Regions from separate parts of the Homo sapiens genome. Here region 1 is linked to region 2. A link is an interaction called in ENCODE POLR2A ChIA-PET data of the cell type or tissue named here. Cell type or tissue: IMR-90. All regions are shown on one strand. Links, peaks and the distances in the headings refer to the core of each region. The heading gives the core; the rest is flanking DNA.

Evidence for each region. Peaks named below come from ENCODE experiments on the same cell type or tissue, not always from the same donor. Only the 100,000 strongest peaks of a DNase experiment are listed, where the experiment ranks them.
Region 1: POLR2A ChIA-PET joins it to region 2 with 9 read pairs; 2 of 35 experiments call an interaction of 5 or more read pairs at or near these places.

The regions. Positions count from the first base shown.
Region 1 is chr2:62,078,961-62,083,960 of GRCh38, reverse strand. The region is part of intron 2 of COMMD1 (copper metabolism domain containing 1); the gene reads right to left. Among named protein-coding and RNA genes, the nearest start is that of B3GNT2, 110 kb to the left of the region's middle. In IMR-90, for the core only: no CTCF peak of the experiment used is centred there; no DNase peak of the experiment used is centred there.
Region 2 is chr2:62,260,142-62,271,505 of GRCh38, reverse strand. It overlaps LOC105374761 (a long non-coding RNA gene), which reads right to left and starts at 7,281. Exons shown (of 3, transcript XR_940140.3): 1 at 7,155-7,281. It overlaps LOC124906156 (small nucleolar RNA U13), which reads right to left and starts at 6,511; the gene lies at 6,408-6,511. It also overlaps the pseudogene RN7SL51P. In IMR-90, for the core only: no CTCF peak of the experiment used is centred there; a DNase peak (open chromatin) is centred at 4,615.

The DNA of each region.
Region 1 (5,000 bases), core at 1-5,000, 190 kb after region 2:
CAGACTGAGTACTCTGAGTGCAATGTGTTCATTGATGAGTGGTCAACAGACAGGCACTGCTCCATGAAAACTAAAATTCTTCTAGTCTCTAGGAACTAAGAATATTTTCTGTCACTCCCTTTGTTTTGGTCACACCTTTCTCAGATGTTGGATCCCTTATACTATACACTTGAGTATCATCCATAAATCTCTATCCTCTAAAAATCTCTCCTTCTGCCCCTTGGGCAAAACTTGTTAAAAAATTCACCTACAAACAATTCTTGCCAAAAATGTTTAATGTGAATCTAATGAGATCTCTAGACTTACCTTTCATCTTACAGGAAACAGAGGAACAAAAAAAGTTGAATGACAAAATGAATAAGTAGGAAGTAAGGCATTCTATAAGAACACTGACTTAGACACTTCGAGAGAGACAGAGAGAGAGAAAGAGAGAGACAGAGAGAAAAGACTACTGTAAATGAGCAGGACTATTCTAGATCAGAAGTGCGTGGCAAACTTCAGCCCATGGGCAAGTCTGGCTTGCTCCTATCTTCTTCTTCATTAAAGCTTTATCAGAATATAGAGAGGCTCATTCATTTTCACGTAATCTGTGGCTGCTTTCAGGCTACAATGGCAAAGTTGCATAGCTGTGGCAGAGGCAATGTGGCACACAAAGCCTGAAATATTTATTATCCAGGACTTTTTTTTTTTTCTCAATTGAGACAGGGTCTTATTCTGTCACCCAGGCTGCAGCACAGTGGCACAATCATGGCTCACTGCAAACTCAACCTCCTAGGCTCAAGCAAACCTCCCACGTTAGGCATTATGTCGAGTAGATGGGACTACTGGCATGTGCCAGCACACCTAGCTAATTTTTAAATTTTTTGTAGAGATGGGGTCTCAGTATGTTGCCCAGGCTGGTCTCAAACTCCTGGGCTCAAGCCATTTTCCTGCCTCAGCCTCTCAAAGTGCTGGAATAACAGGTGTGAGCCACTGTGCCTGGCCAAATTTAACAAAGATGTCTCCTAAAAATGAGAGATGCTAAAAAGGGGAATTGGATAGCTGATATCAAGGAAGGGAAGGAAACTTGTTTTTTTACTGTATATGGTTTTCTAATTGTTGATTTTTTTACATGTGCATATATGTTACCTATTTAAAAAGCTAAAGCTTAAAACCAACCAATCTATGTTCAAAATCAAAACAAAAAAATTCTTCTGCCTCAGCCTCCTGAGTAGCTGGGACTACAGGCACGTGCCACCACGCTCAGCTAATTTTTGTATTTTTAGTAGAGACGATGTTTCACCATGTTGGTCAGGCTGGTCTTGAACTCCTGACCTTGTGATCCGCCTGCCTCGGCCTCCCAAAGTGCTGGGATTACAGGTGTGAGCCACCGCACCCGGCCAAGACAGCCTAAAATTTTAAAACTGTTTTGGTTACAAAGCTGGACAGGAATAGAAAGTGAAGAAATGAAAGCTTCCAACGTCGCTGGGAGAGCTAGTCACTGCCCACAGACCATGGGGTGCGTCATCTAAGGGAAAGACAGAGGTGTGGGGGACAACCTGGCTCCAGGTCCTCCAGCAGCTCCTACTTCCTGCTAGTGCCAGGATTACCACTTGAGTGTTCTAAGGTCTCCCTGCTTCAAATTAACAGAGATTAAAAGGATACAGAAATAATGCAGTATGAGAACATTTACGAGATTCTGGTTCAGGTATCAGCAAAGTATGTATGCATTTAGAACTGGAAAAAGTCTATGTTCTGTTGTTCAGCATCACAGAGACATAAAAAATTCAGCATCACAAATCAGAAATGTATACAAGCTTTTGTAATTTGGTCACTTTTCAGGTGAGAGAGGTCCTATATCTAATTCCTAACCCTCCATCCAGTGATAAATGTCAAACTAATGGATACAAGGTTAATTCTGTGGTCCAACGATAAATGTAGTATATATATTTCAATGACATTTTCTAACTACCAAAAAAGGGAAATTAGATTCCCGACTTACACTCTGTACAAATTCCTAGTAGGTTACAAATTTAATGTTAATGCCAAAACAAACATAAAAACCCAAAACAGAATGGTTTTAGAGATCTAAAAAAAGCAGGAAACCTCAAATAAAAGCATAAGATTGACATATTTGAATATATACAAATTGAAATTTTTTCTGAAGAAAAAAATCATTAACAAAGTAAAAAAAGCAATCAACTACAATACATAATAGATTTTAAATTCCTGTAATTCAAAAAGCTTTTATAAATCGATAAGGAAATCATAAATCATCCGAGAGAAAAAGGAGGTACAGGATGTGCACAGGCAATTACTAAGAGGAAATCTAGATAGCTAGTAGACATGACAACAGACTCAACCTCACTGGTGGACAAGGAAATGTAGAGTAAAGCAACAAGGGATATCATTTAAAAAAAAAATCTAGATTGGGCCAGGCACGGTGGCTCACACCTGTAATCCCAGCACTTTGGGAGGCTGAGGCAGGCAGATCACCTGAGGTCGGGAGTTCAAGACCAACCTGACAACATGGAGAAACCCCGTCTCTACTAAAAATACAAAATTAGCCGGGTGTGGTGGCACATTCCTGTAATCCTAGCTATTTGGGAGGCTGAGGCAGGAGAATTGCTTGAACCCGGGAGGCGGAGGTTGCAGTGAGCCGAGATCACGCCATTGCACTCCAGCCTGGGCAACACAGTGAGACTCTGTCTCAAAAAAAAAAAAAAAATCTAGATTGAGAAAAACTAGAGGGTAACATTCAGGGATGGTAGAGATGTAGACAAAGGAAAAATCTGATATGTTGCTGGCAGAAGTGTGAACTATTACAACCTTCTGAAAAGTGATCCAGCAGTAGCTATTAAAATTAATGCATGTATACCTTTTGCAACAGAAATCCTAATCCTAAAATCAAAAAACAAAAGCACCAGTATCTAAGGGTATATATACATATAGAATTTTTTTTTTCTGGTTTGTAGTAGCAAAAACACCAATAAAAACAACAAAGTAGAAACATCTTAAATGTCATTAACAGAACCTTCCCCAGAATATGGAATAAGTATTATGCAGCTATTAAAAAAGAAACAATGTTATATTTGTATCTGTTGAGCCAGAGAGTTGGCCATGATCTATTCAGTAAAGCAACTTGCCTGAGTAATATATATAATATAGCCAATTTTGGTAAAAAAAAAAAAAAAAATTCCAACTATCATCCAGAACTCCATAAGTATGATTATGTTTGTATTTGCAGGAGAAATGATGTCAAAGAATACTAATATTGGTAGAAATGGGGATCTCTTATTTAAGTTTTGTATATTTTTGTATTTTTCAGTAGTTTTATCAGTAGCAGTCTTTTGTAATTTTTGAAAAGGAGCTTGACAAATAAAATTTACTTGAGAGTTCTTTATCCCATTTAGTGACTGTTTAAAGAGAATTGGGACTATGAACTCCTGTTTCTCTGCTGGAAGTCAATTACATTCAACAACTCCCCCAGTGATTTCTCCCCTGACCACAACATGGCCCAAATGTACATCTCAGGCACCAACGAACAAACACCAAGTATACAGAACAGATAATGTTATCCACTTACTCAAAGTATACTTATTTTCAGCCAACTCTACTGGGTACTAGGAACAGGGCAGTGAATAAGGCAGGCACATTGCCAGTATTCATCTCTTTTTTTATTTTTTATTTTTGTAGAGACAGGGTCTCCCTATGTTGTCCAAGCTGGTCTCAACCTCTTGGGCTCAAATCATTCTCCTGCCTTAGCCTCCCAAAGTACTGGGATTACAGGCATGAGCCACTACTCCTGGCCCAAGTCTTCATCTTCATTCTGGTTTTCTTTGTGGACATTCTTCGGAAGCATATTGTTTATATGATTCTTACCATAGGTAGGTACAAGAGCAAGTCACACAGAATGCCAGTCATTACTACAGGAGGAAATCTGAGGTGCAAAACTATTTACATTTTCCAGGAAGTATAATTCTTTGGGTGCTAACTTTTGGAAAGATTATATCCAGACCTTTTGGAAAGATTATATTCAGAGATAATACTTTCCAGTGCTTCACAGTCCACCTCTCCCTATTTATTTAAATGCTACATAAAAGCCTTATTATACCAATTCTTAGTGAATTTCCAGTTCAATCCATTTTTTTTCTGTTGACATCTGACAGACACCAGCAGAGAGAATTTTGCCTTGAGCTTGGAAAGATGTTGTTTAAAGTGATGTCTCCAGGAATAAAGTCTGAAGGAAAAATGGTTTGTTTCTAAGTACGTACTATGTCCATTAACTATGCTACCCAAAAAAACACAAAAAATGTAAACCCAAAATAAACTTCTAACACCTCTCCAACCATCTGAATGGACTTCCTTCTCAGCCAGGGTGTCAGAGGTGTTCAAACCAGAGCAACTCCATCTTGAGTGAGGGCAAGGAAAATGAGGCTGGGACTTGCTGGGCTGCCTTCCCAGCATCTAGCCTCTAGATGTTTCCGGTGAAGGGAACAGATTGATAATATTTACTAAACAGACCCAGACTTGGGACTGTCCTAATATCCCAATATATGGAGAGCAAAGGCATTCCTAATTTTGCTTTAAAGATAATAATATTGATTCTTGCAAAATACAGTAATTAAGAACGAATGCTTGTAGCAGAGCACATCCCCCCATGATCTTTTTATCCTGTATATAAACAAGCACTGTACCCAGGGTGGATGCTTTCCTTCTCTTTCAGGAACGCCCTACTGTGTCTATGGAGTAGCTGTACTTTCACTACTTTGCTTTCTTAATAAACCTGCTTTTACTTTGCGCTGTGGACTCACCCTGAATTCTTTCTTGCACAAGATCTGAGAACCCTCTCTTGGGGTCTGGTTCGGGACCCCTTTCCTGTAACAAGGGCACTTTTAAAATTTAACGTGAAAGACTGGTTTAGGACATGATGGGAGGTGGGGGTCAGACATGCCTCATTATACCTCTCTGATATTAACATCAACACAGACTTTAAGCCTGAAAAGAAACATTTTACAACC
Region 2 (11,364 bases), core at 2,431-7,430:
AGGCCGGTCTCGAACTCCTGGACTCAAGCAATCCTCCTGCCTCAGCCTCCCAAGGTGCTGGGATTACAGGCATGAGCCACCATGCCCAGCCCAATAACTGTATATTGTTGAAGCTATTTTGGTTGATATTATATTACCTGTGGCCAAATACGTCCCCAAAAATGTTCACTATCAGGAGACAAGGTTACTAACCAAGAGTTAAGGACATATTCAGATGGTTGAAGGCACAAGAAGAGGTAGGCATACTGAGTGGAACAGGTTAGACATGATATTCAAGATATTTAACAGCTGGTCCCTCATGGGCACAAAATACTCTGAAAGGGGACCAGCCCAGTCAGAATGGACCCCAGTTATAAATGATATGCCCATGCCAATGTATCCTAGCTGAATATCAGCCTTAGGGTAGTTACAAAAGACAAAACAGGGGGGTCAATTAACCCTATGTTTGGGGATAAATTTTCTTGGACCAGATTCCACCTACAATGTGCCTCTTTTGAAAGTCCTGCTTCTACCTTCTGAAGCCAAGCCTCTAACAGCTTTAAGCAGATCCGTGGCTGGCTCACTGCCAAAGACAGCGCCTGGAAGTTGGCAGTTTACACTGTGAACTGATATTAATGTTTTTGCTATGGTGGTAGTGGTTTTGAACTTTCTTTTTAAATTGAAAGAGTAATACATGATCTTGGTATAAAAATACAAACTTTAAAGAGAAGCATAAAATAAAAAGTAAGTCTCCCTTCCGTCCTGGTACTCCCAGCCTCATTCCCCAGAGGTACCTTATTAAAAATTTGTTGCATACACTTGCATAAATTTTCTGTATTTACACAAACGTATATATGCGTATATTTTTCAACACACACACAGGAGCCTACTTAGAAATGTTTATGTACTTTGCTATTCCTATTCACTATTTCTTTTCTTTTTTTTTTTGAGACGGAGTCTCGCTCTGTCGCTCAGGCTGGAGTGCGGTGGCGCGATCTCGGCTCACTGCAAGCTCCGCCTCCCGAGTTCGCACCATTCTCCTGCCTCAGCCTCCACAGTAGCTGGGACTATAGGTGCTTGTGACCACGCCCGGCTAATTTTTTGTACTTTTTAGAAGACACGGGGTTTCACCGTGTTAGCCGGGATGGTCTCTATCTCCTGACCTCGTGATCCGCCTGCCTCGGCATCCCAAGGCAGAGGGATTACAGGCCTGAGCCACCGCGCCCGACTCCTATTCACTATGTCTTAGATCTTAGTCCATATCTGCATATAAATCCACTTCTTTTTATTTACAACTGCATAGTATTTTATTGTATGGATGTAACATAATTTATTTAATGAGTCCTCTATTGATTAACATTTAGGGTGTTCACTATTACAAACAATGCTGCGATAAACACTGTATCAATTAGTGTTTTAGAATGAAAATAACAGAACACCCAACTATAAGTAAACCATAAGGATTTATTATCTTACATAACAAGAGATCTACAGCTAGGTGGTCCCAGGATGAGTTAATTTAGTGGTCCAACAATGTCATTAAGGGACCAAGTGTTTTCCATATTTCTCGTGCCATCTTCAGAGTGTTTGATTTTTTGCCCTGGGTTTGGAAGTAAGATAGCATGTACTGTCCCAGTCATCCCATCATGATTCAGTTCCGTTCAAAGACAAGAAATCAATTCCTCCTCGCACATCTCTTTTTCTCAGGGAGGAAAACTTTTCCCAGAAGCCCTGCCACAGACTTCCCTTCACAAATCATTAGCTAGAACATACCCATCCATAAACCAATCACTGTTAAAGAGGGAAATAATTACTCTTATTGGCTTATACCAGTTAAGATTAATCCCTGGAGCTATGGAAGAACATGCTTTTCCTGATCACCGAACATCCTGATACCTGAAGAAACTCAAGGTCCTTGGCAAGAAGAAAGGATGAAATGTCTATTGGGTAGCAACCAAGAGGGTCTTCTACAAATACCATCTTTGTGTATATACGCAAGTATATGCATAGGACAAAGTCCTTGAAATAGACTTGCTGGATCAAAAGAGTATGTTCATTTTAAATGTTGATGGGCATCAGTGGATGAGTGGTGTATTCATTCATTTTCATCCTGCAATGAAGAAATAACTTGGACTGGGTAATTTATAAAGAAAGATAGGTTTGGCCGGGCACAGTGGCTCACGCCTGTAATCCCAGCCCTTTGGGAGGCCAAGGTGGGCAGATCACCTAAGGTTGGGAGTTGGAGACCAGCCTGACCAACATGGAGAAACCCTATCTCTACTAAAAATACAAAATTAGCCAGGTGTGGTGGTGCATGCCTGTAATCCCAGCTACTCGGGAGGCTGAGGCAGGAGAATCCCTTGAACTTGGGAGGCAAAAGTTGTGATGAGCTGAGATAGAGCCATTGCACTCCAGCCTGGGCAACAAGAGTGAAACTCTGTCTCAAAACAAAACAAAACAAAAAAGAGGTTTAATGGACTCACACATGGCTGGGGAGGCCTCACAAACGTGGCAGAAGGTGAAGGAGGAGCAAAAGCACGTCTTACATGGTGGCAGGCAAGAGAACATGTGCAGGGGAACTGCCCTTTATAAAATCATCAGATCTTGTGAGACTAATTCACTATCACAAGGACAGCATGGGGAAAACCCACCCCGGTGATTCAATTACCTTCTACTGGGTCCCTCCCACGACATGTGGGGATTATGGGAGCTACAATTCAAGATGAGATTTGGGTGGGGACACAGCAAAACCATATCAAATGGATAAACAAAATGTGGTATATACATAAAAGGGAATATTCAGCCTTAAAAAGAAATGAAATTCAGACACATGCAACAACATGGACAGACTGAAGATATTATACCAAGTGAAATAAGCCAGATACAAAAGGACAAATATTGTACATTTCCATTTACATGAGTAGAATAGTTAAATTCATACAGACGAAAAGTAGAATAGTGACTGCCAATGGTTGTGGGGGGAAGAAATTGGGAAGATGAAAAAGTTCTAGAGATGGATGATGGTAATAATAGCACAACAATATCAATGTGCATAATATTATTGAACCATATGCTTAAAATGGTTAAAATGGTAAATTTTAAGTTATGTATAAATTTACCACAATTAAAAAAATAATGTTGCTAGATATTGCAAAAATGTCCCAAAGAGATTTTAACATTTAACTCTCTCACCCCTAGTGGATAGGGCAGTGCCTGGGTTCCCTATAATGTTTTGACTCCAGTGCAAACTCAAGGGTCCCCAAGTGGTAGCCAAGAAGTCCCCAAGGTCCCCAAGAAGCCAAGGGTCCCCAAGAAGGTATTGATGGATATAAGAGACCAGCAGTCCCTTTATTAGATCAGTAGCAGAAAAATCTGGTTTTAGAAGTAAAAGAAGACTCCCCAGGAGGGGAGGGATGAGAAGGCAGTCTTCTTTTTATTTCTTGAGTTTCAACTATCCCTCTTTCCCTTTATTACTTCTACCCTATCATGGTGGCTCCAAGACTCTGTTGCTCCCCTTTAGCTCTGTGAGTTAAGTGAGGACAATAATCTAGTCCCCTGCTTACCCTTAAGAAAAATCATCCAAAAATTGGAAATTCAGCACAAAGATTGCCGCATGCCCTCTCAAAGCCACATGACTGACTATTGTGTAACAACCTTCGTAACACTCATCTGATTTTCTAAGGGATATAACTTCATTTGACCTACTTATTATTTTTTTAAATAGAGACAAGGTCTTGCTTTGTTATCCAAGCTGAAGTGCAGTGGCAAAATCATAGCTCACTGCAGCCTTGGACCCCTGGGCTCAAGTGATCCTCCCACCTTGGCCTCCCAAAGTGTTGGGATTACAGGCGTGAGCCACTGTGCCTGGCATCTTGACTTACTATTTACAGTTGATCAGGCTAGGTTCTGAAAAGCTAGATTTAATCTATAAAATATTAATACATTTTGCAAAGTTTTTTTTTTTTTTTTTTTCTGGTGGAGAGGTAAATGATTTCTCTCTGGTAGAAAAGATAAGCCCAAAGGTTACAGTTATTGCTCTGTCAGGACCTTTTTTGTATCTGACTCTGCCGTCTTTCTGCATTCTTCTTTTCACCAACTACATATAACCTTTGAACTGGTGTTGCCATCTTGCTGCTGTCATAATCAGTGAGCTAAACACATCTTTGACAAGGGCTCACTTATGTTATATTCTTCACTATTTGAAAATTATATTTGACATCCTTAACACAGTTGTAGCAGGCTTTCAAAATGACTTTGCTAAATATGAAAGAATGGGAATAAACAGAAGAAATTTTAAAAGTATAAAAAAACCATCTCATCCATCCAGCTGCCCACTCACACCCTCAGACATCTCTAAAGTTAGACCATGAAGCAGATCAGAATTTGCTCTGAAGCCATTTTGAAATCTGGGGTTTGACTTTTCCACCAGAGGATGGGCAGGACTGTCGAGGATAGCTGTGGGCATGTCCTCCCTCTTCTGGATCCCCCTACTGCCCCCCCAACCCCCCACCCCCGTCCCCTACTTGGATGGGACTTGATCTCTTCCAGTGCCCAAGAGTACAACCGCACCCTTACTCCTTAACGTGACTCAGATCTGACAGCTGGGAAATCCTCAGCCTCAGCAAGTTGCCCTTTCTGTTAACCTTTGCATCTAAATAGCTCAAGCTATGCATTCCTGGGGTTTTGTTCTGGTGGCCAGCTCCCATTCCCATTTCCTATTCCCACTGAATTCCTGTGCTTTGCACTGTGGCTGTTCCCTTCTCTTGGTCCTACCACTGGACCCTAGATCCCTCTTGATTTCTTGGAGCCGTAACTTGCCCAAAGCAGCTGTGTGCAGCAGATCTCTATACAGCTTTGGAGAGACGTTCCTCCCAACACTGCACAGCCACCATTTTCACATTGACTGCTAGAATCCAGAAGCATCCCTGCCATTTTGGATGTTTTGCTGGCTCTCCCTTCTCAGGCCTCACACTGGGCTACCTGCACATTAAGTCAGCCCCTCCACTTTCCTTCCTCTAAACCAAGCTTGTCAAACCCGTGGCCCAGGATGGCTTTGAATGTGGCCCAACACAAATTCGTAAACTTTCTTTTTTTTTTTTTTCCTTCAAGAACCGAACAGCAGTGAAAATGTTCATAAAATTTCTTAAAACATTATGTGGTTTTTTTTTTTTTTGAGTTTCTTTTTAAGTTCATCAGCATCATTAGTGTTAGTGTATTTTATATGTGGCCCAAGGCAATTCTTCTTCTAATGTGGCCCAGAGAAGCCAAAAGATTGGACACCCCTGCAAACCTTTCCACAGTCCCTCCCTTCTCTTCCCTGACCCTCTTTCCAGAACCATCTCCAGGAATTCAATATTCATCCTACCTTACTGGGCAGGACAATTCAAAATTATCTCCCAAAGGTCTCACATCCAAATACCCTCTTTGTGCAGCCCATTCTGCCCCGAAGCTGAGTCTCACCGTCAGCAACCCTAGGGGCCAGCAAGGTAATTTTCTAAACTAAGAACCATTTCCCCTCAACGTAAGACATTTCTCTTAGTAAGAAGTAAAATGTTCTCCCACTACACGTGAAAGAACAATACAAATATATGGCAAAATGGAGGAAGAGAAGAAGAATTTTTTTTTTTTTTAGTGTCACGTAGCTCCCTGGGAAACTGCCTTTAATTCACCATATTTATACTCTCTCTCAGAGCCCCAGAAAGACCTGGATTAAGAATTTCCCACGGCGAGGCACTGTGGCTCGCACCTATAACCCCAGCACTTTGGAAGGCCAAGGCAAGAGGATCACGTGAGGTCAGGAGTTTAAGACCAGCCTGGCCAACATGGTGAAACCCCCTCTCTACTAAAAATACAAAAATTAGCTGGGCGTGGTGGTGTGCACCTGTAATCCCAGCTACTCGGGAGGCTGAGGCATGGGAATTGCTTGAACCCAGGAGGTGGAGGTTGCAGTAAGCCAAGATCGCACCACTGCACTCCAGCCTGGGTGACAGACTGAGGCTCTGTCTCAGGAAAAAAAAAAAGAATTTCCCTCTAGGGAAGATGAGGTTTTCCCAAAGGCAAGGCAAACCTTTTTGGCACAGGTAATTTGTGTCCTAGTCCACTCATGTAGTCTAAGGGCTCTTAGCTGGGGACCCTCGGGAGACGCTGTCAGCAGCTACCGCAGTAGTCAGTACTGAAGCAGCTGCATGAAACTTGCTGAGGCAACAAAATGCCCCTGCAGTGGGTGTCAATTCATCATCCCCACTTTTCAGCCGGCAAAGAAATCCAGAAACAGTTAAACTGCATGTTGCAATTTCTTAAAATAGAACTTCCTAGTTTTAAGTTTCATCAAGCCTTCCATTGGTTTTACAGTATTATGCTTATGTCCTTCCCTCTCACATTGATTCTCCTTTTAATTATATTTTCTTCCTTTTTTTTTTTCTTTTTCACATCAGATGGATAATGTGCCGATGCCATAACAAGGTTTGAGGGAGGCACAGCTCACATGGGAACGCGAAAACCCAGGCATGATGCTTATGAACTACAGAAGGATCACATTGTCCCAGTGTTCACACTACTTTTAGGAGATTGCCCTCTGTGTGGAAAAGCTGGCCTAAGAAAGCTCTATGTTAACTTTGTTGCTGACTTTGATACTGGGGGCCACCAGACTGTAATTAGTCAATTTGGGCTGTTGTAACAAAATACTATAGGCTGAGTGTTTAAACAGGAATTTACTTCTCATAGTTCTGGAGGCTGGAAGTCTAAGATCAAGGTGCCAGCAAGTAGGTTTCATTCTGAAGCCTCTTCTCTTGGCTCACAGGCAGCCATCATCTTGCTGTGGGCTCACATGACCTCTTTGTGGTAGGAGAGCAAACTCTCTGGTGCCTCTTCTTATAAAGACCCCAATCTCATTATGAAGGCCCCACCCTCATGAGCTCATCTAACTCTATCTCCAAAAGAAAATACTACCGTATTGGGGGTTAGAGCTTCAACATGTGAATTTGGGGTGGGGGGGGTATAATTCAGTCCACAGCATAGGGTCTGTTTCCCAGTCTCAGCCTTTGGGGCAGTATCTTCAATTTCCAATCACATGATGTGAATTGACAACCAAGACCACAAGTTATGACTTAAACTCCACAAAGTTTCCCTCTTACATTCCATTACTAGAAACAAGGAAGCATTTTAAAAACTATTACCCTAGTTTTTTGCAGTCCTCTTAAAATACTTCACCAGATAGTAGATAGCAGCATTCTTTTGTATTTTGAAGTTTCTGCAGCATGGTCTTCTAAAGAAAAAGAGCTTCAGGCCAGGCGCAGTGGCTCATGCCTGTAATCCCAGCACTTTGGGAGACCAAGGCGGGCAGATCACCTGAGGTCAGGAGTTCGAGACCAGCCTGGCCAATATGGTGAAACCCCATCTCTACTGAAAATACAAAAAAAAAATTAGCAGGTGGGCCAGGTGCGGTGGCTCACTCCTGTAATCCCAGCACTTTAGGAGGCTAAGGCAGGCAGATCATGAGGTCAGGAGTTTGAGACCAGCCTGGCCATCATAGTGAAACTCCATCTCTACTAAAAATACAAAAAATTAGCCAGGCATGGTGGCGGGCGCCCATAATCCCAGCTACTCAGGAGGCTGAGGCAGGAGAATTGCTTGAACTCGGGAGGCAGAGGTTGCAGTGAGTCGAGATTGTGCCACTGCACTCCAGCCCGGGCGACAGTGCAAGACTCCATCTCAAAAAAAAAAAATGAGCCAGATACGGTGGCGGGTGCCCGTAATCCCAGCTACTCAGGAGGCTGAGGCAGGAGAATCGCTTGAACCCAGGACGGAGAGGTTGCAGTGAGCCAAGGTAGTGCCATTGCACTCCAGCCTGGGCAACAGGAACAAAAACTCAGTCTCAAAAAAAGAGAAAAAAAAAAAAAGAGCTTCATACTAGATAAAGGACGAAGATGACAGTAATTTCCTCTTTGTCACGATCTAAAAACATCACAAAATGCTACATGTTAAAATACATTAAAAATACACGACTTTCTTTCCACCTTTTGATATTTTCATTTATGAGCTATGATTCATAAGAATGCTCTGTCACTGGAAAAGCACAAAAATCAAATTCACTGTGGCATGTTTACGATTACTACTAGAAAAATATATGGTGTTGATTCTCTAGGTGATTCTTATTCCTTTGGTCTTTTTCTTCTTTCCTCTTCCCTGTGTTGTTACAGTGTTGATTGTACAATCATTTACAGAACAATAGTAAATAATGTCAGCAAACATTTGGGGAATTCTTAACATGTGCCAGCCACTTGCCAAGTGTACATTCCCTCTCTCTTTTAATCCTCCCGAAAGCCTCATGAGGTAGATATTATTATCCATGAAACACAAAAAATATTAAATGTTAAGTACGTATAATTGTCTCCCTGCTCTTCAATTTCTAAGAAGGTAGATTCCTTGGAGGGTTCTTTATTTTACTTGATGGGGTGCTGCTGGGGACAGGACGTGGAAAAGTGAAGGGAGAGAGAGAAGCCTAAATTAGAATAAAGAGATGAAGGCCCGGAAGGGCTGCGGGAGGGGGGCAGATTAAGGGGTGGAAGAGGAGAGTAAGGAGAAAGTGAAGGCAAAGATGAGGAGCTGGGAGGAACCTGGCAAGGGCTGGCAGGCTCAAGAGGAGGGGAAGGTGTCATGGCCACAACAGAGGGGAGGCGGATTTGTGTGGAAATAGTGGGACATTTGGAGAGGATTTTTCAAAGTTCTGGTACGTGAAGTATCACTTACTCTTTCTTCCATATCTCCAGGAAAATCTCAGCATTGAATCTGCCATATTTTATCTAATCCAAGATGTGAATGACTGTAAGATAGAATCGATGGCAAGATACATCATTTTTGGGCATGGTAGTACATACCTGTAGTGCCATTACTCGGGAGGCCGAGAGAGGATGATCTCACAAAGCCCAGGAGTTCTGGGATATAGTGTGCTATGCTGATTGGATGTCTGCATTAAGTCTGGCATCAATGTGGTCACCTCTCAGGAGCAGAGGACCACCAGGGTGTCTAAGGAGAGGTGAACCCAGGTTGGAAACAGAGCAGGTAAAAATTCCCATGCTAATCAGTAGTGGGATGATGCCTATGAATAAACACGCACCCCAGCCTGGAAAACTCATCTCTTTAAAAAAAAAAAAAAAGACACATCATATTTTAGGAAGGAAGAAAGGTATGAAGGAAGAGAATCACCAATTACAAGCGCCCATCAGTTCAAAATGTGTCCCAATTTCAAAGAAATACAATATATTATACTTTAATCCTTTCACAGTCAGATTTATATCTTTTTGTTTTGTTTTTTAATGTGTCATTATCTGGCAAGGCCAGATCTGAGCTGCCCAGGAAGGGTCTGTTATACTTCAGTTACACCCGTTTTACAAAGGAGAAAAAGGCAAGCTGCACCTGCCTTTTCCATGTGTGAGTGTTGGGCCCCAGAGGCTGCAAATGCTTGGTTTCGCTCCTCAGCGGCCTCCACCCTGAGCTCAGTCATCCAGCTGAAAAAGACAATAGGAAGCTACCTATCTAACTAAAATTGGTATCCTTATTAAATCCTATGGCAAATTCCTGTGATTTTGTGTTACCTTTGGCATCTTTTATTTTATTGTATTTTATTTTTGAGACGGGGTCTCGCTCTGTCATGCAGGCTAAAGTGCAGTGTGCTGCAACCTCCGCCTCCCAGGTTCAAGCCATCCTCTCACCTCAGCCTCTCCAGTAGCTGGGACCACAGGCACACGCAACCATGCCCTGCTAATTTTTTGTATTTTTTGTAGAGACGGGGTTTCACCATGTTGCCCGGGCTGGTCCTGAACTCCTGGCTTCAAGTGATCCGCCCACCTCGGTCTCCCCAAGTGTTCAGCCTGGCATTGGCATCCATTTTTAATCTTCCTCTAACACATCCAAACTCCTTGAAAAAGCTTAAATTCTCTCTCTGGGCTTTGAGATGTAAATTTGCTATCCTGTTTCCTCTAAAACTCAATAAAGCCTCCCTTTATGTGGGACAGATAAGCTTTAATTTGTTCTATTTACAAGACATAGTTTGAATCCAACTATCCTTTTAAACTAGTGAATGTTATGTGTCTCATGGCTAGTTTTAAAAATCAAAGCTATAGGGCTGGTGTGGTGGCTCACACCTGTAATCCAGGCATTTTGGGAGGCCAAGGGGGTTGGATCAATTGAGGTCAGGAGTTCGAGACCAGCCTGGCCAACATGGTGAAACCCCATCTCTACTAAAAATACAAAAATTAGCTGGGCATGGTAGCGGGCACCTACAGTCCCAGCTACTTGGTAGGCTGACGCACAAGAATCACTTGAACCTGGGAGGTGGAGGTTGCAGAGAGCCAAGATCATGCCACTGCACTCCAGCCTGGGCGACAGAGGAAGACTCTGTCTCACAAACTCCATCTCACAAACTCCTTCTCACACCAAAAAAAAAAAAAAAAAAATCAAACTATAAAGGCTTTACGTTTGTGTTTTTATGTATACATGTGTATGTATCTGTGTTTCTATATTGTCTACATGGTACCAAATTGACTTGTAAGTAAATGAATGCTCATAAATTAAGTAAATAAAACCAAAGTGCTTTTCAAGTTCATATGACTTTTTAGTAATCTTTGGTGAATAAAAATAATATTGGTTTAAGTATATGAAATTGAAACTACTAGAAATAAGGGAAAACAATCCTGTATAGTAAGTATACAAAAAACCCAAGATGTTTTTGGTGAGAAAAGAGTTATAAAAAGGCATAAGGACATGTGTTTTTGTTTTTAAAAAATACTTTTGTCTAGTTTTGCAGTTAAAAGTTGTTTCTTTTTTTCTCTCTCTCTCTTTTTTTCCTTTTTTTTGAGACAGGGTCTTAACTCTGTCACCCAGGCTGGAGTCCAATGACACATTCTCAGCTCACTGCAATCTCTGCCTCTCCACCTCAAGTGATCCTCCCACCTCAGCCTCCCAAGTAGCTGGGACTACAGGCACACATCACCACACCTGGCTAATTTTTGTATTTTTTGTAGAGACAGGGTTTCACCATGTTGCCCAGGCTGATCTTGAACTCCTGGGCTCCAGTGATCCTCCTGCCTTGGCTTCCCAAAGTGCTGGGATTATAGGCGTAAGCCACCGCGCCCGGCCTTATTTCAAAATTTTAATGATATACATAAAATTGAGTGAATATAGAAAGTTGGGAAAAGAAAGAGAATAGAAAAAATTTCGTACCAGGTTAGGTTATAAAAGGCTTATGGAAATCTTGTGTGGTCAAAGCTAATTAAGAATAGATGAACTTATAAAGTTCATAAAGATGAGCTTATAAAGTTGTATTAAATTTAGCTTTAGTATCAATACACTGAAACATGGGTAAATTTTGGTTTTCTCTTTGAACAA